Regions from separate parts of the Mus musculus genome. Here region 2 is linked to region 1. The links are chromatin loops, found by intact Hi-C in ENCODE. Cell type or tissue: gastrocnemius. All regions are shown on one strand. Each heading gives the region's core, and the rest is flanking DNA. Links, peaks and the distances in the headings are about the cores only. Region 1 holds the start of Ch25h (cholesterol 25-hydroxylase). Region 2 overlaps Stambpl1 (STAM binding protein like 1).

What was found. A loop is a pair of places that touch in the nucleus more often than their neighbours do. Peaks named below come from ENCODE experiments on the same cell type or tissue, not always from the same donor. Only the 100,000 strongest peaks of a DNase experiment are listed, where the experiment ranks them.
Region 2: it touches region 1 in a loop (2.2-fold over the local background); 32 of 42 quality-filtered maps call a loop at or near these places.

The regions. Positions count from the first base shown.
Region 1 is chr19:34,471,902-34,477,281 of GRCm38, forward strand. Ch25h (cholesterol 25-hydroxylase) reads right to left here and starts at 3,247. Exons shown (of 1, transcript NM_009890.2): 1 at 1,882-3,247. The coding sequence starts at 3,225. The coding sequence ends at 2,329. In gastrocnemius, for the core only: no CTCF peak of the experiment used is centred there; DNase peaks (open chromatin) are centred at 2,495, 2,856, 3,255 and 3,816; H3K4me3 peaks cover 2,011 bases; H3K27ac peaks cover 1,113 bases.
Region 2 is chr19:34,238,776-34,244,096 of GRCm38, forward strand. Stambpl1 (STAM binding protein like 1) reads left to right here. Exons shown (of 11, transcript NM_029682.5): 9 at 1-113; 10 at 728-827; 11 at 1,242-1,558. The coding sequence ends at 1,298. Acta2 (actin, alpha 2, smooth muscle, aorta) reads right to left here. Exons shown (of 9, transcript NM_007392.3): 8 at 4,542-4,723; 9 at 1,561-3,035. The coding sequence ends at 2,892. Among named protein-coding and RNA genes, the nearest start is that of Acta2, 14 kb to the right of the region's middle. In gastrocnemius, for the core only: a CTCF peak has its summit at 2,656 (motif pointing right); no DNase peak of the experiment used is centred there; H3K27ac peaks cover 120 bases.

The DNA.
Region 1 (5,380 bases), core at 243-5,242:
AAATTTTTAAGATTAAAAAACCCAAGTGCCTGTGGCTTTCTTTCATGTTGTGGTGAGTCACTAAAAAGAAAAGAAACAGCCAGAAAATTGGGAAGTAAATGTTTTAGGGAAGCCTCACTAATGCCAAGCTAGGATGAAAGTTAAAAAAGAAACACACACACACCGCAATAAATAAACCCAACTAAGGACATGAGAAACCATCTCTTTGGATTTGATAATGCCTATTTTACTCCTACTTGGAAATAGATACTAAACCATGGGACCAATCCTCCATGCCTAATGTGTGATGCTGCTGAGGAAGATAACTACATCCCTTATGGTGGTGTTTCAAAGAGTAAGTGAGACAAAGAGTGAAGAAAAAAAAAAAAAAAGACATACAAATGTGACCTGTTAGCCTTTGTCATGCGGCCTTTCACCTATCTAAAGTCTCTCATCTTTCTGAACAAGGCATCAGCTACTGACTTGGGACTTGGAGAAAGTGTTTCTAAATCGAACACTTTCCATGTGTTGGATTGCCTCATCTCATTTCCCTTTTAGGGCAAGGTGACACGAAACATTGTTACAGACTCTGACCTTGAGCTGAGATAAATTGTTATTATACCGCCTGGCTGGCTTTGGGTGTCTAGAGCTCTTCACCTTAATAACAGCTGCACTCAGTACTCCACATCTGCCTGATTATTATCCTCTTTCTCCACTCACTGTGCATATGACCGAGGTGATGGAGCATGTCTAGTGCAGGGCCCCTCCTTGGACTCCTCTTCTGCTTTCTGGGAAGTTCATGTTTTTATAAATAAGATCTTTCTGTCCCAGTCTGATACAGTTGCAGACAAGGGATGTGGTAACTTCAGTTCAGGAGCCAGGAAAACACCTCTGAGCATACCTGACACAATCAGCAGACACCAGATACCACAGCAGCTGGGTAACGGGAAAGATTTAAGATAGTTCCCAGGAATCCCTTTAACAGACAATGGAGAACAGATCTTTAGATGCTTTTTAAAAACTCCTTAATAAGAACATTTAGGTTCATATATGCTGAGCCCACAATGCTATGCAAATCTGTAACCTTGACTTCTGACATCTTCCTTTTTAACGTTAGCCTTTGGGATCAATACTCTCAATTTATCATTAAAGTAACTAAGCTGCAGTTACATGAGACATTTGATGGCAACATCTGCCTAGCCAATAATTTCTATTACTGAGCAGCCCAGCTGTCCCTTCCTTTTGTCTTGATATTAATTTTCACCTCCTCCTTTTCATACTATTTTCATACTATCTCCTTTTGCAGAAGACAAAACGGGAAGTCTAAGACTGAAAGTTACTCTCACCCTCTGTTAAGAAGAGGCTATATGCTTGGCATGTGTGTCTTCATTAAGAAAATAAACTATAGGAAAACTCCAGGCTGCAGGGGCAGCCTTTTAAGGGTCAGTTGTGCTAGCCAAGAATAGACTCTACCTTAAAATGGAGCTTAGTTTATCAGCTTCCCTAATGCACTAACTTGGCTTATCAAGGCGTTACTCTGATTCTAAGTTACCCTACGCATAGCACTCCAACAATACAGAAGAGACTGGTCTTAATCCCCTAGAAAAGTAACCTACAGAGCAAGTTTTTCACGTGCTTCTTATGTCAAAACCAGACAAAAAGCAGTGTGAATAAGCAGTCAGCTAGCCCCTAGCCTTCTTCCCAAAGTTACTCCCTAGCCCCCCTGCCCAATACCTGACACCAAATTGCTCTTGCCATGGCAAGACTGGTAGATGCTTCAAAGAACACTGAGAAGCCACAGACACACACACACACACACACACACACACACACACACACACACACACACTTCCTTTTTAGTTTTTTTTTTAATTCATCAGGCCCACCAGGAGCTAATGCTTGTTTAGTTCATGTTCTTTTTATTTTTAAAATACAAATAAAACTTTTTTCAATATAAATATATCATTTCATTCAAAAGTAGAAAAAATATACTATAACCTTGGTCACTGCCCAGCAGGAACAAATTTGATTATTTAAAGAGTCAGAAATCAGGTCTTCTCTCAACATGTGAGGTTAGAGCCCAGTTCCAGTGCGATTTCATACATAGGAAAGTCTTGGTTCTAGAAACAAATCATTTCAGAGATCATAATGATTCAAATACACCACGCTGAATGTCTACCTTGTGTCCTGGAGTCAATGACACTGGGATAAGTTGAAATTTAACACCAAGACCACAATTAAATTCACATAGAAACATTATATAAATTACTTTGTCAGGCTGCAGAAACAACATTAGATTTTATAGCAGTGTGCATCACTTTAAAAGTTACAAACTTCTAATAAAGTAACTCAAGTCTGTTTCTTCTTCTGGATCAAGTGTACAGCGCATCGCTCTCTGGAGTTCACGCAGCGCTCACCGCAGGCGCAAAGGCTCTCTGGCAGGGGCGCGGACCGCAGAGTGCCCAGCATTTTGTCCCAGTGTGTGAAGTAAGGAGCAAAATTGCAGTTAAACTGAGAGTGATGCATGTCGTGGTGAGCCACGCCCCCGTACCAGCCAAAGGGCACAAGTCTGTGAGTGGACCACGGGAAGTCATAGCCCGAGTGGTCCTCCACCGACAGCCAGATGTTAATCACGTGAAAGGTAAAGATGGTGAGTGGGTGACACCGAAGCACCGCGACGTTCAGCACGTCGAAGAAGGTCAGCGAAAGCAGCTCCCAGAAGCTCATGTATTGGGTCGCCAGCGCGAAGGAGGACGAGTTCTGGTGATGCACCTTGTGGAAGGTGCGGTACAGCCAGGGCACCTTATGGTGCAGCAGGTGCCACGCGAAGATCTCGGTGTCGAAGAGCAGCAGGCAGATCAGGACGTGACTTAGGAGCTGGACGAGCTCAGGGGCCTCCTGGGGGAGGAGCGCCGGGCTGCGCACCCAGTGCAGCAGCGTCACCGGGAACACGAACACCAGGTGCTGGTAGAGTGTCAGCCCCAGGCAAGGCAGAAGCTGCTTTACGGAAGGCGAGAAGTCCGGGTGGATCTTGTAGCGTCGCAGGATGGGGACCCAGGGATACAGGACGTCCAGCACCACGAACGGTAGGCAGAAGCCCACGTAAGTGATGATAGAAAAGGTGACTGGGAAGATGGGTGAGCGCGTGAACGCCTCCCTTGTCCTTATGGTGTCCCAGAGGGGCTGCAGGAGCAGCTGGCTGGAACAGCCCAGGTCTTGGAGCTCCGAACCGTTGTAGCAGCCCATGCTGAGACTATGTCCCACAATTGTGGTCTCCCCAGCCCCGCCGACTTTTCTTAAGACTGTGGCCACTCCCCCCAGTGACGTCACCCTTCCGTCTCCTTCCCACCTCCCTTTCCCTGCTAAAGAATTTTGCTTAAATAACCCGAATTTTGTTCCTGTCTATGTCCTGGTTTATAGCTGCATCAAATCTCCCCTTCACGCAAGCAGCGGCCCTTAAAGCCCTTTCCCAGACGTAAAGAACTGTTTGCTTGCCTTTCAGCTGATGTACTAATGACACAGGAGAGAGCGATTCTGCCTTGGGACAGTTCACCCGCCATCACCGCTAAAAACTAATGAGTTCTTCGCTCTCAGAAGGCGCTGTTTCTCAACCAAAGCAGAATTCCCTGGGTTTTAAAATATCTGTTTTTGACTGTTTAAAGACTTATTCTACACCTTGGGGGACTCTGAGTGTGCGTACCTCACGCCACAGTGCTGGTACTGGGTCCGTTGCAGACAGGGATTGAGTCCTGTAGGAGAGGGAACCTGGCATCCTCCAAAAAAGAGCAGTCAGGCTCGCAGCCTTTTGGCGCGGACGACTCTCCCGCTCTGGTGCCCTTAAAGCCCGCGGTGTCAAGAGCAGAGATCAGATCCTGCAAGACAGCGGTCAAGAGGGCAGCACTGCCAGCCTTTGCTCTGGGTTGGAGAACGGAGGCTTAACACCCGTAAAGGCTCACTCGATTGGGCCAAACCGCAAAGGCCAGTGGAGAAGAAGATCTGAGCAATCTCATAGCCTCCCGGAACATGTCTCATCTCCCCTGCCATTTCCTTAGAGGTCCCTCAGGCTCCGACTTTTACCAACCCTCAGTTGTTCCCTACTCCTCAACTCCTGGATACCCTTTCAGACACTGGGACTGATCGTCCAGGGACTGAGCACAGGAGGTCAGTACTATATCCAAGGAGAGTGCCCTAGAGAGTGGAGCACAGAAATCAGCCCCGGGTAGCGGATACACGGCACAGAAGATCCCAGAGGAAAGCCAGGGGCCATTCTCCCAGGGTTTCCTTCTTGAATTTGTGTCTTTACAGCTGCTTTTCTCTGCTGGAAGCTAACATAGTCTTATACAAGCTTGTGTTTCTTGTGTTATTTTCCAAAGAAAACAGGGATTGTAGCTCTAGGAGCCTGCTGCCAGTCCCCCCTGGGGGGGGGGAGGGGGAGGGGATGGACTGTAACTTTTGCCTGCACAAGACTGTTACTTGTGATTCACACTCATCAAGAACTGGCTCCCACATTTGTCAGGAAGTACCCCATAACTGTGGCTTCACAGCTCTCTATCTAAGGCCTCAGCACATACCAAAGGAAATAAGGCACACAATCACTTTAACTTTGTATTTCACAGGTAACCACTAAGATATTTGGAATTAAATGCAAATAGTTAAGGTTTTTTTTAACATGAAGAAAAGATAAAAGGATATAAAAAACAAACACATATGGTAAAAATATGGTACAATAAATGGGTCCAACATATACCCAGGGTGTGTGTGTGTGTGTGTGTGTGTGTGTGTGTGTGTGTGTGTGTTATAATAAACAGGTTCATTTTATAGAGAGAAAACATACATACACAATAGGTAAGTTCATGATTCAGGCTCTTCCCATTTGGTAGATGTTCCAGAGTTATCACTGTTAGAGGAGGTGCACGCTCTTCATTCATTCTCTAGGGCCTCTAAACTGTAGCTGTGAACTGTATAGCAGCCTCAGAAAAAAATAAAAATAAAAACAATTTTATAAGACTCATTACAGCCATTATGGAAACCAGCGTGGGGTTGTCTCAAAATAAAACTAGCATATAGCCCAGCTATGCACTCCTGGCCATAAACTAAAGGACTCCACATCCTATTGATGTACAAGACTACACCAAAGAGCTAGAATGGGCATGAAAAGGGATTTGTATAGGAAACACGAAGTCACTCAAGTGGAATTTAGCTAAAGGCGTGCTTGCTGCCTTCAAAATACCCCAAAGATAGTCTGCTAACCAGACCTGCTAGAGATGAGGGACGTTTAGGATGCTGTAATATAAACGTTTACTCACTAGGACCGACCAGCCATTAGTCTCTGATTCCCATGCTAAAGGAGAAAGCTGGCTGACTCATGCCCAGCCATTAAGCAGTGATTCCCATTGCAAAG
Region 2 (5,321 bases), core at 1-5,000, 230 kb before region 1:
ACACACCCCACGCAAACGGCATTCCTGTCCAGTGTGGATCTCCACACTCACTGCTCCTACCAGCTTATGTTGCCAGAGGCCATTGCCATTGTGTGTTCCCCAAAGCATAAAGAGTAAGTGGGACAAGAAAGCTCTCCCGTATTTGAATCTGCAACATTCTCACTCTCCCCAATTAACAAGTTCAGCCATTTGCTCTTGTGTTATACATCTTTTAAGACAGCAATAGCTTTTCATTGTCTGGAAGACTTCAGTTTACAAAGTAATTATAATCATAAGAATCAGATGATCATTTACTGAGGCTGAATCTACCTGAACATTGACCACTGTGATCCCAGCCCCTTCCTCCTTCCTCCTTACCTGTCTTGGATTGATGCAAAGAAAGAAGACAGTAGATGATAGTTTCTGTGATGTGTTGATTGTAGTGTCTCACACTGCCACACACCTGGTGGTTGACATAAAGAACACTGAAACTATTACAGGAATTAAAACTGTCTACTCGGGTGGAGGACACAGGTGTGGCCTCCCATATGAGGTCCCAACAGTTCAGCTGCCTGTACCTTCCAGGTCCTCTAGGTACTTGGAGATCAATGTTTCTAACCTTTCTTGTGAGAGCCATGGTGCAGTTCCTAGTGTGTGTCTTCTTCCTCTTTCCTGTTGGAGGGAGGTCCGTGTTTGTGTCTTCCCGGATGGTCCTTAACTTTGTGCTTCTTTTCTACCTCTTATTTAGCACCGGCATTTTCAGGCTCACCAACGCTGGCATGCTTGAGGTTTCTACTTGTAAAAAGAAGGGCTTCCATCCTCACACCAAGGACCCCAAGCTGTTCAGTGTGAGTAGACATCATGGATGATCATTGTTGTATATTATCATCATCATCATCGATTATCATTATTACTGAGACAGGGACTTTCTATGTAGCCTTGAAACTCACTGTACAGACCACACTGCCCTCAAATTCAGAGATACCAACCTGCCTCTGCCTCTGCCTCCTCAGAGCTATGATTAAAGGTGTGCTGCAGCATGCCTGGATCACCAGCAGCGATTATCTCCATGATGTTCAGTGTGACTAGGCAGCACAAATTATTCTCATAGATGTTTATGTTATGTCGACCCTAACCAAATTCAGCAATAGTGATAAAATTCAGGGAAAAAAAGTGAAGCGATGTATATACGTTCCTGAGAGAAAACCACACAGTAAATGTTATTATGTAACACTGTTGTTGTTTTTTGTTTCCTTTTCTAGATATGCAGCCATGTGTTAGTAAAGGACATAAAAACAACTGTGTTGGATCTGAGGTGACATGCCCTAACTGTAAGACCATCTGTGGACGTGTGTGACTGCCGAATTTCTTATGATGTTTTCAGAAGTGACTGATATTTTATATTTATATATTTTAGACCAAAACTTTGATATTTATTGTTCTTGCACATTTTGAAGTTTCCTTTTTTTTTTTTTTTTGGGTTGCTGCGTCTCAAACGAGGCCACGTGGTGTTCAGCCTATACCTATTAATATACCCAAGTGATGCCATCGGAAATAAATTGTGCTGCAAATAACAAGCTGTCCGGTTGTCACATTTTATTCATTTAATTAACTTATTTTATTATTTTTATATGCTTGACTGTTTTACCTGCATGTCTATGTGTGTACCACATGCATGCCTGGTGCCAGCAAAGGTCAGAGAAGGGATCTGGATCCCCTGGGACCTGAGTCACAGCCAAGCAGGTGCAAGCTACCATGAGGGTACTAGGAGTAGAGGCCAGGTCTTCTGCAAGAACAGCCAGTATCCTTAACCACAGATCCAATTCTCCAGCCCTAATATGTCTGGTATTAAAAAACACACAAAAACCCAACCAACCAAACAACCAAAAAAAAAAAAAAAAAAAAAACTCAAATAAACCTCTGTAGTTCCCATTCTGATAGGCAAAGGAACTGTTCAAGTCTTTAGCTGTCTATGGAAGTAACTGCATTTTTGGGGACACCCTTGGCTTCCTCATCTGATGACTGATGATAACACCATCTGCACATAGTAGTGATGACGTGTGAGAGTCTTGTGTACGATGCATGGTATGACAAGTCCTTGGAAGTACTGCCGTTTTCCCCCTTCCTCTTACTGTAACTATATCTACTGCATTTTTTCCTGGATGTTGGCCAAAGGAGGAGGAGGAAGCAATGATCCAGGTGCATAGTGAGACTTTTTAAATAGCTTCTTGGGTTCTAAAAGGTGTGTGCTTTTTAAAAACTAACTAAAAAATTATTTCCTTAAATATGCCAAGTTTGATGAACGTTAAAGTTAAATAATACGCAAGGCTTGATGCAAGTTAAAAGTCACGCATGCATATCCATGCACGTGTGTATGCTTTAATACAAAAGATGTGATTTTAATAAAACCATATTACTTGCCAAATTTTAAATACACGTAAAATTGTTTTTTACCTATCTGGTCACCTGTATGTATAAAGTAAAATAGTCACTCTAGCTGTGAAGTCAGTGTCGATTTTTCCTATTGGTACTAATATATATTATTATATGTAATCTATACAAGTCCTATACGCTCTCAAATACCCCGTTTACATCATTTAAGTGGACCTTCCTCTGTTGAAGTGATTGATGCCATCCATGCCTGGGAATATACTTTTCTAGTTGTGTCACATCTATTCCTGACCACTAGAGGGGGCCACCCTATAATAAATGATTCTCACCTAACAGAAACACAATTGAATCAGTGTTGCTAGGCCAGGGCTACAAGTTAAGGGTAGCACATGTCTGATTTATTTTTAAAAAAACCACGAGTAACAAATCAAAGCTTTGGGCAGGAATGATTTGGAAAGGAACTGGAGGCGCTGATCCACAAAACGTTCACAGTTGTGTGCTAGAGGCAGAGCAGGGGGGACTTAGAAGCATTTGCGGTGGACGATGGAGGGCCCAGCTTCGTCGTATTCCTGTTTGCTGATCCACATCTGCTGGAAGGTAGACAGCGAAGCCAGGATGGAGCCACCGATCCAGACAGAGTACTTGCGTTCTGGAGGGGCAATGATCTGTCAGGGTAAGAAGGGAAGAATATTAGTGCCTAGCAGACGTGCCTTGTGCTGTCCCTTCCTGGAAAACGAGGACATTGTTCTCTATGAGGGGATGGGTTTGTGGAAGTTGGAGTGTTTCCCCAGTGAGCCCATTGATTTTTCTGTTTTTTTCCCCCTATGAAATCTATGCCAAACCATCCCTAATTCCTTTATCCCTTTATTGGGCAAACCCAAACTGGCCCTAGAGCCCACACGGGGCCCCTTTGTAAAAACCCTGACAAAATCTCTTGATTCCAGAGCTGACCTCAGCAGGCGCTGCACGTTCTACAGAAGTCCTACTGTGTGCAAAGACGATTGTTCCTGAACTTTCTGTGCAAGTAATCTTCCACCTGATTAAACTGGCCACTGCTTTCTGATGTCCTGACCATAAGCACCGCCCAACACAGAGGGCTCAGAGTTCCCATTCCGGTGTATCTCCTGTCATGCTGGCCTTATTCAGAGTACAGATCTTACATACCAGATCATGCCCACTTTTTGTTTTGTTTTGTGTTTTGTACGAGTGAATGGCGGAGGCGTTGTGCAGAGTATCAGACAAGGGATTTCTCTGTTGCAGCAACTCAAACATAGAGCCAAGCAACACCAAATTCCACTCTAGTCTTAGTTTCTTGAGTAGCAGAGGATGCTCTAGTAAATAAAGTGTTTGCACATGCTAGCCAGGGGCTTACTTTGTCTCTGTCTGCAAGCTCTGGTTCAACATTTAATCTTTCCTCCTTCACCAAGCTCTCACTGTGCCCTGTGCCAAGGGTTCGACAGGTTCTAGCTTACTTAACTTCTATAATAATTCTGAAGGGTAGGTATCCAGTGATGTTCAAGTTGCAGATGAAGATACTGGCTCAGGGGACTGTCAGTGATGCTCGCTAGTGGCTGTATCAATAGCAGGTTTAATTTCAAAACTGGCCCTCAGAGGAGTTTTGCTTTGAAGGTACACATTTTTGTTTTTCCATAGTGAGGGGGTTTGGTGATAATTTTAGATTTCCAGAACGTTGTACCCAGGCTCATTTTATGAATGTACCATCTTGGTGACCTGAGCTTTTACTGGGTGTCTGTGTTCTCTGACCATACTGGACCCCTGAGTTTCACATTCATTTCCATCTCAGAAGTAAGGTTTGGAGAATTGAGGCTTGCCTAACTCCTACTAGATGCAGCCTGTCTGTTCTCAAACCCCAAGTACATAGAGTTGGCAGCATGCTCAGCTAGGTATGGAAGGAGGGGGACTTGAGCTGCTCTGACATGCACAGGAAGGAGCACAGGCTCTTCAGGAAGCAGTGGCTCACTCCCTATAGACCCAGGACAGGACTCCTCAGGGCCCATTTTAAGTGGTAGTGTTAAAATCTAACCCACTGTCACCTTGGCCTCATTCCCTTTGGAAAGAACAGAGAGCCTGTTAAACTGCCTCTTAGCTTGTGGCTGTTCTAGAAATGCCCCTCCTGCTGCTTTCTGAGTCAGAGGGTCTTAGTGTGGTACCTTGATCTTCATGGTGCTGGGTGCGAGGGCTGTGATCTCCTTCTGCATCCTGTCAGCAATGCCTGGGTACATGGTGGTACCCCCTGACAGGACGTTGTTAGCATAGAGATCCTTCCTGATGTCAATATCACACTTCATGATGCTGTTATAGGTGGTTTCGTGGATGCCCGCTGACTCCATCCCTGGAAAAGAGACACAGGCAGTGATCCTTGGATGCTGGGTAAAACTCAAGCTACACATGGAAAATCAAGTTGGCCCAGCTACGTGGTCATCTCCTGGGTGAGGCTGGCAGGCATCATGAACTAGAAACTACCACATCTCCTGGGTGAGGCTGGCAGGCATCATGAACTAGAAACTACCACTCAAGAGACTAAAGGCCCTTCTTGTGCTCCATACCATCCTCCTGGCTCTTGTCTAAAGGAGGAGGTTCAGCTGCAGCGATTCTGGGGTGAGATTGCAACATGATAACGCCAGTGGCTGGATAGATATTCTGCTATAATTGGCTTGAGTAAGGAGCCAGGCCTTCCGATGCCTGGTAAGAGGTAGGGCCAGGGCCATGGGTCTGAGCAGGTTCATCTCTCTGCCATTGTTCCTTTATGTTCCCAACACCCAAGTTTGAATGGTGCAACTGTCAGTAAAGTGTCTCTCCTACTTGGATAAAGTGTTTTGTTTGTTTTCAGTTTTGGTTTTGTTTTAAACACAGGTCCTTGGCTGGCCTGAACTTGCTATATAGAACAAACTGGCCTCAAACTCATAGAGATTCGCTTGCCTTTGCTTCCC